Regions from separate parts of the Homo sapiens genome. Here region 1 is linked to region 2. Evidence: chromatin loops called from intact Hi-C (ENCODE). Cell type or tissue: mesothelial cell of epicardium. All regions are shown on one strand. Links, peaks and the distances in the headings refer to the core of each region. The heading gives the core; the rest is flanking DNA.

Region 1 (7,698 bases), core at 2,566-5,065, 130 kb after region 2:
CTCTTAACCCCAAAGCCCCTGGGGTTCAGTTCCTGCTGTTGCAGCCCAAGGGCTCCACCAAGAGCTGGGGGCAGTGTCCACCTCCTGGGGGTCTCGAGGGGCTCCATAAGAGCCCCTTGTCCTGAGCCCCCACCCAGGCTGCGCACTGGCAGCTGTTCAGTCCCGGCTGGCTTTAATTGTTGTCGTTTAATATTCAATATTGACATAAACTCTATTTTGGTTGTGAAACCACTCAGCATTCCATGTCCTTATTCCTGGATTTTGATTCTAAGCCCCTTTAGGAAATGTCTGCCCCGAAGTGACCGTCTCGTCTGGAAGGTTCCCACAGAGCAGGGTATGATGACAGCCCAACGGGCTTCCTCCCAGTGCAGACACCGCCCCAGCGGCTCCGGCAGGAGCACGTTATCATCCGCAGAGGACAGACGCCGAAACGTGCAGGGGCCTGTAAGCCTGCGCAGTGTCACACACACTCAGCCCCAGCGAGGGGCACGCACACATTACCGTGTTTGAGATGACAGTTTTACAGTGTGTTGATTGTTGATGTCCCCTACTTTTCTGGATTTTCCTCCAGTTTTGTTTTTTGTGGGTTTTTTTTTTGAGATAGGGTCTTGCTCTGTCATCCAGGCTGGACACTATCTCAAACAAGCAAGCAAACAAAAAAAAATTAAAAGTGCAGCCCTCACCTCCTCGGCTCAAGCCATCCTCCCACTTCAGCCTCCTGAGTAGCTGGGACTACAGTTGTCTGCCACCACCCCTGGCTAATTAAAAAAAATTTTTTTTGTAAAGACGGGGTCTTGCCATCCTGCCCAGGCTGGTCTCGAACTCCTGGGCTCAAGCAATCCTCCCGCCTTCGCCTCCCAAAGTGCTTGGCTTACAGGCATAAGCCACCACGCCCAGCCATTCCCCAATTTTGAATTGGTATTAGTAGCTTTAATTCTGTTCTGTTTCTCTTACAATAAGCACCTTTCTCAACACATTTCCATCCATTGACAAAATAGGGAGAAAGGGGCATTTCCAGTGATTTAGATGGGTTACTTTAAAAAACATCTGTGTCATCTCTTTAAACTGTTCAGGAACTTCGTGTTGACAGTGTTTTCCTCTGTGCCATCAGACACATTCTCTACTGGTTTATAGAAATCAAGTTAAGAGCCATCTCTGGAATCAAGGTAACCTGGGTAAATGTTGAGACCTGAAGGGATTTGGTGATAGCAACTCTCCTTTCAAATTCTGCAGGAGGAGTGGATGTTAATCTGAGATGGCCACAGAGCTGAGGGTTCCTACAGGGAACGGTAACATGAGGTGTGTTTGTGGACTGGCCCCTGCTTCCCAGTCTCCACCCAGAAGACCTCGGGGAAGACACAGGCAGACACTAGGTTTTTTCAATTATAAAACCACCATGTTCTGGCTTATACTGACACATTTTAAAAGCCAGGTTAAACAGATGATTTTCTTAGAAAATATAAAGTATGGCTGGGCACAGTAGCTCATGCCTGTAATCTCTGCACTTCGGGAGGCCGAGGCAGGTGGATCACTTGAGGTCAGGAGTTCAAGACCAGCCTGGCCAACATGGTAAAACCCCATCTCTACTAAAAATACAAAAATTAGCCGGGTGTGGTGGCACACACCTGTAATCCCAGCTACTCAGAAGGCTGAGGCAGGAGAATTGCTTGAGCCTGAGAGGCAGAGGTTGCAATAAGCAGAGATCACTCCAGCCTGGGCAACAGAGCGAGACTCTATCTCAAAAAATAGTGTAACATTTAAAAACAACAAAAATGAAAATATAAAGTATAACATTGACTCAAGTAGAAATAGAAAATCTGATTAGCCCTATGGGACATGGGCAGGAAACAGAAAAAAAAAAAAGTAGTCAAATGATATCCTTTAAAAAAGCACCAAGCTCAGGCAGTTTTTTACAGGAATATGCAGGACTGATCTCTGCAACAGAGAGACAGAATGACCGTTTAGGAACCTGTCCTCTGAAGGCCAACGGCTCAGTTCAAATTCCATCTTCGCCCCCATGGCTGGTGACCTTAGGCAGACTACTTAAACTCTCAGCCTCTTCATCTGTCAGATGGACACGAAAGCAATACCTAGTTCACAGGGATGACTTCCAGGTTAAGGACTTAACTCATGTAAAATATATAGAATTGTGTTTGTTGCAATAGGAAGAACTTGATACAGGTGAATTTTTACTAAGAATTACTATCATTTCCAGGCACAGACAAAGACAAAAGTATCACAATTCATTCTGTAATATATAGTTGTATGAGTCTATTCTCACATTGCTATAGAGAAATACCTGAGACTGGGTAATTTATAAGGAAAAGAGGTTAAATTGGCTCATGGTTCTGCAGGCTGTATGGGAACCTTCGGGGCGGCCTCAGGAAACCTTCAATCGTGGCAGAAGGTGAAAGGGGAGCTGGTGCGTCTTACATGGCCAGAGCAAAAGCAGGAGGGTCAGGGAGGTGCCACACACATTTAAACGACCAGATCTCGCGAGAACTCACTATTGCGAGAACAGTACCAAGAGGAAGGTACTAAACCATTCATGAGAAATTCACTCCCATGATCCAACCACCTCCCACCAGGCCACACCTCCAACACTGGGGATTACAATTCAACATCGGATTTGGGTGGGGACACAGATCCAAACCATATCAATAGTTAACCAAAAACCTGAGAAACTAATGGCAAGAATAACACACACACATCTACACACAATGATGCTGACATATTATTTATAATAGGGATGTAATTACCCAAAAATAAAAGTATTAACAAACAGAATCCAATCCACCAGGAGCAAGTAAAGTCTATCTCCGGAAAGCAAAGACGGTTCAACATTAGAGAATCTGTTAGTACAACTCACTACATGAAGAGACTAAAAAAGGGAAACTTTGGGCATCTCAAAAGATAGGCCCCTAACAAGCAACTGGTAAATTTAATATTTAGTCCTAATTTTAAAGCACACACAACCACAAGATATTCAGAAAGCTAAAAATAGTCAGAAACTTCCTTAACCTGTAACAAACATTGTATTTAATGCATGAGAACAGATATTAGCAAATTTTCCCGTAAAAGCTCAGATGGTGAATATTCTAGGTTTTTCGGGCAATACCGCCTCTGTCTGGACTATTTAACAGCATTGCTGTGGCGTGACAGTAGCCATCAGACAATATGTAGAAAAATGTGTGTAACTGTGTTCCAATAAAACTTTATTTACAAGAAGAGACCATTGGCTGGATTTGGCCCCCCGGCCACCAGTTTGGAAACCCCTGCATTAGAATCATTCGCATTAGTCAGAAACAAGAGAAAGACGCTTGAGTCCTGGCCAACATGATAATATACACAAAGTATAAATATTAGAAAGGCAGAGACACAACTATAATTATTTGCATAATTATATGACTGTTTACCTAAAAAGTTCAAAATAATGAACGGACAAACTATTACAAGTGACCAAGTGTAACATCAATATACATCAATCAACAGTGTTTACTAAAACAGCAATACAGAATTACAACATTTTATGGGAAAGTGTCCCATTCATTATAACAAAAACTTTGTGGATTTCATAAAAATCCACAAAATACTCAAGAACAAACCAAGAAATGAGCACATCGGACATCAAAGAAATCTTAAAAATTTTGCCAAAGCTCTAAATTCGTTGAGAGCTGGAATCCATTTTCAAGTAGTAGGACTCTAAGTCACATGAATGTCAATTTTCCAAACTGTCCCCATAAACTCCGTGCATCCCTTAAAACTCCCGCAGGACTGCTGTGGGTCTTGACACTGCTTCTAAACTTGACATGGGAGAGGAAACGTGTAGGACCCGCTGAGGAATGCTTCTGAACGGCCTCGGGGAGGGAGCCTGCTGTAAAGCTGTCACAGTTAATGCCAGTGCTACTGTGCAGAAAGAGAACTCAGCCCGTGAGTCAGGACTGAGACAGCAGAGACAGCAAGTATTTACGGGAATTTTATTTACGATGATGGTAGCATTTCATGTCAGTCGGTGGAGAAAAGATTCCTTTTTCAATAAATGATGTGACAACTGGCTACGTATTTGAAAAAGAAAACGTTAGACCCGTATCTCACACAACCCCAAACAAAATTCCCGCGGATTAAAGGGCTAACCACCTGTGATGGAGTGAATGCTGATGTGTCCCCCCAAAATTCCTGTGTTGAAGCCTCACCCCCAGTGACACGGTATCAGGAGAGGGAGCCTTCGTTACGTTAGCCAGGAATCCCACCCTCACCAGGAACCTGACCATGCTACACGGTGATCCAAGACTCCCAACCTCCAGAACCGTGGGAAGTAAGTTTCTGCTGTTTAAGCCCCACAGTCTATGTTATTTTGTTCTCAGCCCCGGCTGACGAGAACGCCATTAGAACATCAGAAGCCACAGCCATAGAAGGACAGACGAGACGCTGAAGTTTGTTTTAACCGTCTTGCCATAAGAAATACCCTATAAGTCACATCTGAGACTCAGGCGTCCTAAGAAAGGGGGGTGTGGACACTGCCCCCAGCACCTCTTGTGGCCGGGCTGGGTGACAGGCACACAGGAACTCATGGCACTCGTCTCATAACCATTGTTCACATTAAACGTGCACCAAAATTTACAACAGAACACCATCGACAAAGCTAAAAGGCAGGCAATGGATGGAAGAAACCATTTCCAAACTACCAACATGGTGTCCCAACAGGAAAAGACTAACTACTGGGCAAAAGATGCGGTTAAACAAGTCACAGAAGAACCCACAGGTACCGCTCCTGCAGAAGCTGGCGACTCTGCCGACACCGTCAGCATGACGCAGAGGGGTCTCCTCCCCACACCCACAGCTCCGCGCATCCTCCCCTGTGGGCCCGAGGTGGGCGTGTACTGATTCATCCCCACCTCTGTCTGCTCCTGAGAGCAGCGCCCTTCACATCTGCGTCCTAGGCCCCACTAAACGCAGGACACGGAGGCCCTCGCAAACTTCTCGAATGAATGAACGAATGAAGGTCGTTTTCAAGACCTCTGGCCCTTCCCCTCTTAGAATCTCTAAATCTCACACTTGCACTTGCTCTGGAGGGGATGAAACAGACACTGCCAGGGCCCGGAGGTTTACGATGTTTATGCTGAGGCCCAGGGAGCTATGCGGGCTCAGGATCCATGTGGATTTGTTACCCTGAACTCAGCGGTCAGGGCCTGCTGGTGAATCAGCAAAACCTCCGGCTGTGCTTCATTCCAGGGAGGAAACCCAGCAGCCCCGTCCCCGTCTGCATTTCCGCTGACGCTATCACTGGAGAGGGAGACGAGGAGTCCTTGAAACCAGCCCTCCGAACATAAATAAGCAGCCGGGTTCAGTGAAGCACATGACGCAGGCTTCACCTCTGCCAGCGTTTCCATCCCAGAAAGTCCTGCGGGACAGATTCTCACAGTCCCCAGTGAGCCCCATCCATGACCCCTGCTCGCCCCCCACGTTTCCCAGATGACGGCAGCTGGAGAGCCTTCCTCCGACAGCGGCCCCAGGCCACGGAGAGGCGGCCCCGCAGAGAGCGGATGTTTGTGAAGCTCCTCTTGGAGGGAAAGCTGCCCCCAACGCTGAACACTCCCGTCTCAAGGCACAGACAGGGGAGCGGTCACAAGCCGGCCAGTCCCTTTTACAGCCAAAATCGGGGGCTCAGAACATTCTTTAATGATTTCCGAGCCACCGAGTGCACTGGGCGGCCCCGTCTCTGTTTTCATTCCCTGAGATGTGGTGCTTTCTCTCCTGGAGCCCCGTGTTGGGGACGCTTCAACCGCAGGCCTTGCCTCCCTCCCACAGTGCTGAGGAAGGACAGGCCCTCCCTTCCCCAGGAAAGGCCAGGCTGGAGGAGCCCAGGTGTGGGGGGAAGTTCTGAGCTGGCATTGTCACCCCCGGGTCTAGTATCCCCACAGAGTGGACCCTGGCCCTGAGCCCAGGCTGTGCCTCCCCTATGTGCAGCCGCTGGGATGTGTCCAGGGCAGCACAGGAGGCAGGTGCCCAGGTACTCCCCTAGGCAGAAGCCTCGGGTTCTGTTCCAGGGCAGGTGGGCTGGCGTGGCCCTCGGGAGCACAGAGCCCTGACTGTAGCCCCCCAGATCCCCACAGGCACCGGCCAGTCTCACCCAGGAGGGCAGGCCCTGCTGTGCTGCAGGCCCCCCGGGGCGCTGGTCCCCTCCCCCATGCTGACCACACGTGGCTTCCTTGGGATCAGCGCACCCCCAGGAAACCCTGGGCGCCTTCACGACTTGGTCACTTGGTGACCTGGGACCCTCGGGCGCCTGCTCCGTGCACAGAGCTGGCCAGGCTGTCCGTAGGGAAGTGTTGACTGGGGGCCCCAAGGCTCCTGCTAAGAAATCCTTCTGAGCACGGCCTCTGGCTCTGGAGAACCAGAACTCCCTGCCCTGCCACTGACTCACAAAGTTGTCCCCTCCCTGTGCACTTCCAGGCACAAAAGCCAGGATTTGATTACTGGGGAACCGCAACGTGCAGGGGTGGAACTCCGCAATGAGTCCAGAAACTCCAAACACGTGAACCTGGTAACTCACCTTGCAAACGGAGGAGCAGGCCTGCACAGGGTCCCTGGCGTTCGCTCTCTCGTCTCCTAGAAGAGTCCTCCTTGGGTCCTGAGCTCAGCGGTCCTCGGCCAGTCCACTCTCTGTCCTTCTTGCTGGCCAGCCCCCTTCCGCGAAGGGACAGCTCCCTCGTCTCCATGGCAGGGTGGTCTCGGGGGACAGTGGCAACATCCCCAACTGCCTTTCTCTGCTCTTCACTGCCGACCCTGCTCCCAGGGCCGCCCCCACGGGGCCAGGAGGCTCCGAGGTGGTGACAGGTAGATGCTCCAGCTGTGCTGAGAACTGCCCAGCCTCTCCCCATCTGCACGTCTCTCAGGAGAGGACCCACATCCGGTCCCCACACATCTACCCACTGTGGGTGTTCTGGCTGGGGTGCCTGTGACCCACAACTACCTCCGGCCCAGGGCTCACTCAGGGGGCTGGCGGCCTGGAGTGCCCAGACCTGACCCTGCTGAGTTCTGTGGGGACGGACGACACTCAGGGCCCAGCAGGGGTAGAAGGATGGGCTCTAACAGGTGTGGCCCCAGGACCACAAGCTGCACCTGCTGCGTCTGAGCCCAAACAGGGCCTCCTTCCCCTCAGGTGAGGTTTTGCAGGGAGCTGGGCGGGGCACAGAAGAGCTGGGAGCAGGTCAGCAGTTGAAGAGTGGCTCCGGGAGGGGCCGCAGAGGCCCAGGGCCTGCTCTCAGGGGTCGCTGGGGACAGGAGAGGCTCCGACAGGGGCCGCCCAGTGTGCTCTTCTCTCATGTGCTGGGGCCTCTCTCTTCATTCCCTGCTGGAAACATCCATGCTGTGCTTGGCGGGGCTGCGTTTCCCCGTGGCACAGAGCTCCCAGGAAGGGCTCTCCTGCCCTCTCGTGGCGGCCTCGGGGCAGTGGCCTGTGGGGGCCGCCAGCCCCTCCTTCGCTGTGTGAGCCGCTGGTCACAGAAGACTGCGGTGCAGGGAAAGGGGCCACTTCCTGATACTCAGGGACAGATTTTCTTCTCTTGAGGAAAGCCTCATAAGACCTCTTCCGGGTCATTCCTGATTAGGACTTTAATCCAGGGGTCAACAAAAGACTCCCCAACCTGAAGGAGGCTGCCCAGGCAGGGAGAAGAAAGGTCAGAGCCCACGGAGAGG
Region 2 (7,698 bases), core at 3,009-5,508:
AAGGAGGTGGAAGTGGAACGTCCAGATGCAAATTCATTCAGCCTCTGCCACCCTCTGAGGAGAAGATGCACTGGGTTCTTCTCCATGATTTTTTAAAGGCTGTTGTAACAGCCCTGCTTGTACATGCCAAGCCTCTGAAGCTCACAGAGCCACGGGAAGCCCTCACCCCGACTCAGGCAGGGAGTCCCAGCCTCTGGCCTGATGCTCAGAACTGCTGCAAACCCCCCCGGAGAGAGCAAGGAAAGTAGGTCTCATGCACAGACTCTCTCACCTGGACCTGTTAATGGCTGCCTGGGGGGTCAGATGGGAAAGGTACCTGGTTTCTGAACTGAGAACAGAGGTTTCAGGAGCTCCTGCGCCCGTCCCAGCACGGGCCGCCTGTCCCCGAGGGCAGAAATGCTGTGGCCCTGCACCCTCTGGTCAGATGCTTCTGTCCTGCCCTGCCACAACCCCCTCCTGCAAGAGCTTGAATATCACCACCCCCCGGTGAAGCCACTGCCTCTGGGTTTCTGGATCATGCACCCATGAGCCACAGGAGCACAGGCTTGCACAGGAAGTGTCTGCTCACACACCTGGCCCATGCACCTGCTCACACACCTGGCCCATGCACCTGCTCACACACCTGGCCCATGCACCTGCTCACACACCTGGCTCATGCACCTGCACACACATCTGTTTGGCACCTGAGCCCCCAAAGGGTGGGTGTTCATTCCCCTCCGCCCCTGATGGTCTCTTTCCCACCGTGCACAAAAACTGGGGTTCCTGGGGGGCTCACCTGACACCACCTGGCTCCTGGCACCTGCTCAGTGCCCCTCAGCCTGTCATGCCATGCCACAGCCCCTCCCCTGGCCAGTGCTTTCAGTGAACCCATTTGCAGGGGAGAAAAACTGAGGCACAGAGAAGACACATGACCCAACAGTCACACGGCTGGCCAAAGAGATGCTGCCTGTCAGTGTAAAGAAAATTATCGAATCCCACATGGGACCAAGAGCTCAGGAATGTGAGCTGCTGGGGGCTCCAAATGCCATCCAGCTCATCTCCCCCAGGGGTGACTTCAAAAGGTGTTCTTGCAGGAGCTCTTCTCATAGGACAAGCCCAGCTCACAGGGGCCACGACAGCCACGCGAAAGGAGCCTCCTTGCAGGCCCTGGGCCGGCATCTGTTGGATCAACCTGAATCCACCCGAGACCTGCAAAGTCCCTGGTATTTTCTTGGTGCTCTGTGGCCCTGCTCACCTTCCAGACAGAACTACTACCAGGCACAGGCACAGACGCACACAAAGACGACCAGAGAGGCTCCCGGGCTCCACTCTCATGGAGCTGGTCCAATCCACACACAATGGGTACTAGCAACCTCAAATTTTAAAGTTTGTTTAAAGCATGTTACCTATAAAAATAAAGGGCTTTTAAGAGCCGTAAGTGGAAAGATTGAACTAAATGTTCTGTCCTATCATCCAAACTTTCTGTCCACATCTGAACAAACCCAGCGCGTCCCTCTCTCCTTGTCCTTCTATAAACTCACAAGGTCAGAAGGAATCAAACATGAAAGGGTGTCCGTGACCCTCTCGAAATGAAGCCATTGTTGCTGTTTTCTTTGGCTAAATGACTCAGTCAAGTTTCGAAGAGGATTAACATCTGTGTACACTGCTGTTTTTTCTAGAACCTATTTGGGGTTTCTCATACTTATTCTAGGAAAAGTAGATGCAGGAGGCACCTCTCCCTAGAGGGGTGAATTTAGTGGGACATTTGGCATAACTCTGCCGGAGGGGTTGGCACAGGCATCTGTCTTCTGCAGCCTTGATTTCTGTGGGTGGAGGGTGAGGCCCCTCCCGGCTGTACCGAGGGAGGCCTGCACAGGGCTGGCTCACAGAGCAGGCTTTTGCTGTAGGACAGCCTGCTACGGGGCCATGTCCCACCCTGACCCACAGAGCCACGTGCCCAGAGACATTTCAAGGAAGCTTCCAGATCCCAGCCCACGGACCCACGGAATGGCTCAAGATTCCCGCCAGCAATCACACAGAAACTGGCCATTGTCCTGCCGCGCTCTGACCCCAGCAGTATGGTCCAGATGCTCTGACTGGAGCCACAGGCTCTGAGATGCGGCAGATGTTAGGACTCGAGGGGGTTCTCACCCAAAAAGTGGGTGATGAAAAATGGCAATGTGGCTCCCAGCAGGGCCTGCATAGCCCAGGGGGCTGTGTCTGCAGAGCCTCCAGCTGAGCACCCCAGTCCATCCCACTCCAGGCCCTGTGCAGAGGGAGAGGAGGCCGCTAGGTAAATATCCACCTGATTTAAACCTGGAGGCAATCAATGGACCACATCACCCACAACATGAAGTGGGGGGTCCCTCAGCGGCATCTGCAAGGCTGCCTGCCACAGACTCTCACTGAGACCCTGGAATGTGGCCTCCGCCAAGGCCACCTCCGCCAGCCCAGCCCCAGCCCCAGCTCTGACCTTCAGGACCCCCCATGAGGGCACCTGTCCCCCAAATCCAGGGAGGCCCTGCTGGGGCAGGGAGAGGCCTGGGGCTTGTTCCAGTCTGTGCTCTGGAACTTTCCTTATCTCCAACCTGTGTCTGCTCTAAAGTGCTGGAAGGAGGCCAGTGGGGACCGAGGTGGGCACCGCCCAGGGCCTGCAGCCCACAGCAGGCTCAGCTGTGGGAGGGTCTCCATGGGCTTAATAGGATGTGGGCCGGGAAAGTAGCTTATGACACCCTTGTTAGCAATGGGGCAGGAATGAGAGCAGCCGTCACCAGGGCAGCAAGTGCAAACCAAACCAGGGCTGCCCTTGGCAGGAGCAGTGACCACCCACCCACTCACCCGCCTGGTACCCCCGCTGTACCCCGAGGAGCTGAGAGCAGGGGCTCTGCTGCCCCCACCAATGCGCGCGGCTTAGACCGTCCGCGACGGCCTGCCCTGCCTGTGCCCAAATTGTCTCAAATGGCAGACACCGAGAGCCGCAGAGAGCCAGCTGGGATTGTCTTGGGGGCCTTGGGGTCTGCTGGGCCCTCCAGAACATCACCACTTTCCGGGGGCTTCCAGGAATCGGTCAGAATGAGTCCACCCTCCTGTGGGCCGTCTAGGCCTGGCCTCCACCCCTGACCCCCAGGGCCGCCTGGTCCTGCCTGCCCCCCTCCCCTGGGCCGCCGAGTCCTGCCTGCCCCCCTCCCCTGGGCCGCCGGGTCCTGCCTGCCCCCTCCCCTGGGCCGCCGGGTCCTGCCTGCCCCCCTCCCCTGGGCCGCCGGGTCCTGCCTGCCCACCTCCCCTGGGCCGCCGGGTCCTGCCTGCCCCCCTCCCCTGGGCCGCCGGGTCCTGCCTGCCCCCCTCCCCTGGGCCGCCGGGTCCACACACGCTCCGCTGTCTCTGCAGCCAGCACTGGCCCTGCACACAGCAGGTGCTCGGTGGAGGTCACCTGGGCCTCCCCAGGTCTCTGCAAACACTGACCCTCTGTCCTTGGCCCAGAAGGGGTGGGACACCCTGTCTGTCCGTCGCCCACCCTTGGAGAGCACAGAGGCAGGCTCCCTCCCAGGCCTGCCTGACAGCCCAGATAAGCCGCTATGAATGGAATGCGACCTCCTCCCGCACAGGAGCGTCACCCCCAGCCTCAAACCAGCAAACAAACCACCTGGAAGCCAAGAGACCAGTGCCTGCCTGAGAACAGTCCTGCTCGGCCCGCCCGTCAACAGGCAAGGGCACCCCGGGACTTATTTCTAGGTCTTTCTACGGACTTGATTTTCAATGGCCCAGCTGACTAAGGGCGGGCGAGGTGGTCTACGTGTTCTGTTCCATCTGATCCGCCTTGCTCCCGAGCTGACCCTGCCTCATGGGGTGACCACGGCCGGCAGAGCCTCGTGATCCCGGCTTCCCAGGGCAGCCCCACAAAGGAGCTTGCTTTGGTGGACGAGTGCGGGCTGAGGGCCGGGGAAAGCCAGCCGGGCCACTGACGCTCCCTTGCAGTGCAGCCTCCTGCCTAGAAATAAAGGCAAGTTCTCCCAGACCAGCCACGAGACCCCGGGCCGAGACGCGCCATCTCCACATTCTTGGGCTTCCAGAGACTTAGGCAGCCACCCACGCGCTCCATCAGCCTTTGTAACCGGACCCGGGGTCACCAAGAATGACCCTGAACCTGCCCAGAGTGGATGCCCCACCCGGTCCCTCCTCAGCAGCTCCCTTGGGCACAGCTGGAGCAGAAGCCCAGGATCCCAGTCTCGAGCCCCCTCCCCAGCAAGCAGCAGGCAGCAGAGGACCCGGGTGGCAGGCAGGCCCCTCCTGCCATGTCAGTCGTAGCCTATGAAAAGGCTGTGTCCTCCCAGAGCATTCAGGGTGAGAGGCACCGGGGAGGTGCTTCGACCTATTCAGAACCTTAGCTCTGACCACCACAGAGTTCCACACGCTCAGGAGAAGGCGAGAGGGCGCTAGAAAGATGGCGGCCCCCAAACCATGACCCCACTTCACATACAGGAGAGGGCGAGAGGGTGCTAGAAAGATAGGGGGCCCCCAAACCATGACCCCACTTCATGGACACAGCACATGCAGGCGAGGGCGAGAGGGCGCTAGGGAGACGGGGGGTCCCCAACGAGAGGGCGCTAGGGAGATGGGGGCCCCCAAACCATGACCCCACTTCACATGCTGGAGAGGGCGAGAGAACGCTAGGGAGACGGGGGGCCCCAAAACCATGACCCCGCTTCACAGACACAGCACATGCAGGAGAGGACGAGAGGGCGCTAGGGAGACGGGGGGTCCCCAATGAGAGGGCGCGAGGGAGATGAGGGCCCCAAAACCATGACCCCGCTTCACAGACACAGCACTCCTGGCCTGGCACCGCTGTAGAGACAGGAGCCGTTCTGCTGAACCAAGGCGGGCAGGCTTGGTTGGGGGAGCCCAGGTCCCGTGCACATGGGCCCAGAGGAGGTGGGGAGGGGGCACTGGCAGCTGAGGACACACTGGCTTTCACATGCCCTGGAGAGGATGCTGACAGGGGCTGCCAGAGCCTGTCCGTCACCCGCAGTCAGGCTCCCAGCTCCACCGTCCTGGGATCCTGCCGCCTGCTCATGAGCATGTTCATTAGCTCAGAACTCAAAACTAGAAGATGCCTCCAGCCCCATCATGAGACTGGAGAGGGGAGAAGAGGAGACAGGAAGTGGAGCCTTCCTGGGCCATGTTCTATGCAGCCGAGCCTGGGTGCTGGGTGCACAGTGGGTGACTGAATGATGGAATGGGCGGGCACTGCCAATCAACGTCCGCTGACTCCCTCTCCTCCTGCTGTGGGCACTGCCCCTTCCTCACAGGGACCTGCAGCAGCCATCGCTGACAGCGACCATCACCCACAGCTCCCCGTGGCAACTGTGCACCTGCAACGCCCATGCCTGGGACTCTGGCCTTTCATCTTGGGGAGCCCTGGCTGAAATGTTTTCCAAAGGAAAGGAGACAGGGAAAGAGACTCTCAGATCCCTCCAGGGATGCAGTTAAAGAAAGCTGTAGTCTCGGCTGGGCGCGGTGGCTCACGCCTGTAATCCCAACAATTTGGGAGGCCGAGGCGGGCAGATCACAAGGTCGGAAGATCGAGACCATCCTGGCCAACATGATGAAACCCCATCTCTACTAAAAATACAAAAAAATTGGCCGGGTGGGGTGGCGCGCCTATAGTCCCAGCTACTCGGGAGGCTGAGGCAAAAGAATCAGTTGAACCTGGGAGGCAGAGGTTATAGTGAGCCGAGATCGCACCACTGCACTCCAGCCTGAAAACAGAGCAAGACTCCGTCTCAAATTAAAAAAAAAAAAAGAAAAGAAAGAAAGCAAGCTATAGTCTCGAGTGCAGAGACATTTCAGGCACATAAAACATGCTTTAAAACGTAGAGAATCTATGGTGGACTATTACACACCCATGAAAAGGGATGAATTGTGGGTCTGCACAACACCACGACGTACCTGGAAACGTGAGGCTTGTGAGAGGAGCCCGAAACAAAAGGCCTCGCACTGCGGGAACCACCTGCATGAACGTCCAGAACCGCCGATCCAGAGGTGGAAAGTGGACTCGCAGGTTCTTGGGGCCGGGCGGTGGCTGCGTGATGGCCCAGGGCTCCCTCTCTCCGGCGTGTGAATGTTCTAGAGTTGGGCAGTGGTGATGGCTGCACAGCCTTCTGGCTGTACTAAATGTCACCGAATTGTTCGCTTTAAGATGGTTAATTTTATGCGTTGTGAATTTCACCTCAACTTAAAAAAGTTAAAGAATCCAATCGTTTCCAGTCCTTCAAAAGATGGAAAATGCCAGGGTGGAAACTGGTGGCCTCGGTCCTGGCTGCTACTGAAGTCTCCTGATCCCAGAGACCCCATCCTTGGCCACGCCTGGCTGGTCACCCCTGCACGCCGGGTCAGCTGAGGGTGCCCCTGGCCCCACCTTCCTCAGAGCGGGCTCAGCCAGTCTCCCGGTTCCCACAGCGCTGCGTCTTTGAGGCCCGAGGCCACCCTCACCACACGCTCCTCAAACTCTGAGAGCCCCCAGGCCCAGACGCCGCCTGCCTGCAGGAGCGCCGGACCCCAACCTGCACAGCACTCAAGATGCACACTCGAGCTGCCCACAGAGGGATGGGGGCAGTCAGGAAGGCTTCATGGAGGAGGTGGTGCCGACGGGCCTTGGCCGGCGCGAGCAGTGGGCAGGAGTAGGCTGCGTTGGCTGTGACCCAGGAGGCCTCGTGTCCTCCCGGCTCTGCAGGGCCAGGGACAACATCTCCCAGGACAGAACAAGCAGGGAAGTCCTGACCCAGTCAGACTCATCCAGGCCCCGGGTGTATGAGTCACCTGGGCTCATTAGTCAGGCCTGAGCTCATCGCCAGTTGCCGGCGCATTCCCGAGGCCTCGCCCCCCTTCCGCTGGTTCTCAGTCCTGCAGACCCAACCCCAGGGCCAGGGCGCATGGGAGTCACGTGATGGCGACCAGCATGAATGCTCGGCCCGGCAGACCAGTTGTCTGGCAAAGGCACCCAGAGCACTGGCCACCCCTCACGGCAAAGTCCAGGGTACGCACAAGCATGCACAGAGACCTCAACACCCGCCGGCCTGCCCACCCCACCTGGAGAATTCCGCTCCCCGCCCGCCGTGGTGCTGGTGTGTCCAGACACACCGCAGAGGTGTGAGGTCAAGAGCAGGGGTGGCCGCGGAGCAAGAGGGGGCCTGCCTGGGGGAGGCGGAGCCCATGGGCACGGCACCCGGGCACACAGTCTGGTCAGTGCCAGGCGGGTCAAGAGGCCTGAGGCAGACATGGGAGGCTGGTGGGCCAGGGGAGCCAGAAGCCTCAGGGACTGCTGGTGAGTTACTAGGGGCCACATCTGGCCTCCTGATTCAATGCCAGCCTTAAGAATTGCCCCAGAAGAAAGGGGTGGGGAGAAGCCTCCAGGGGCCACTGGCAGGACAGCAGGGGGAGGTGACACTGTGATTTAAAAGGTCGAGAGAGAAAGGGCTGCGATGGAGGTGGATATGGCACCCACACGGAGAACAGAAAGCTGGGCCCAGCCCCCAGCGTGGCTGCCATTAACACTGAGTCCAGATATTCCAGTGACCAGGCCCTACACACGCTCCGGAGAGAGCCCGGCTTTTTAAACTGCAGCAGAAAGCAAACGCACAGACATCGCCTTCCAGAAGTGTGAGCGTGAAGCTGGGGTGTCTGCACCTCAGGAGTCTGCCCTGCTGGAGTGCAGCCCTGGGA

Evidence for each region. Peaks named below come from ENCODE experiments on the same cell type or tissue, not always from the same donor. Only the 100,000 strongest peaks of a DNase experiment are listed, where the experiment ranks them.
Region 1: it touches region 2 in a loop (21-fold over the local background); 105 of 110 quality-filtered maps call a loop at or near these places.

Annotation. Positions count from the first base shown.
Region 1 is chr21:45,292,378-45,300,075 of GRCh38, reverse strand. It overlaps LINC00205 (long intergenic non-protein coding RNA 205), which reads right to left. Exons shown (of 3, transcript NR_026943.1): 3 at 2,722-7,698. Among named protein-coding and RNA genes, the nearest start is that of LINC00205, 8.2 kb to the right of the region's middle. RefSeq lists enhancers at 5,364-5,870, 7,395-7,698. In mesothelial cell of epicardium, for the core only: no CTCF peak of the experiment used is centred there; DNase peaks (open chromatin) are centred at 3,865, 4,355, 4,435 and 4,855.
Region 2 is chr21:45,426,985-45,434,682 of GRCh38, reverse strand. All of the region lies in intron 2 of COL18A1 (collagen type XVIII alpha 1 chain), which reads right to left. Among named protein-coding and RNA genes, the nearest start is that of COL18A1-AS1, 5.8 kb to the right of the region's middle. RefSeq lists enhancers at 1-454, 1,654-2,650, 2,651-3,649, 6,650-7,322 and a silencer at 3,518-3,702. In mesothelial cell of epicardium, for the core only: no CTCF peak of the experiment used is centred there; DNase peaks (open chromatin) are centred at 3,631 and 4,019.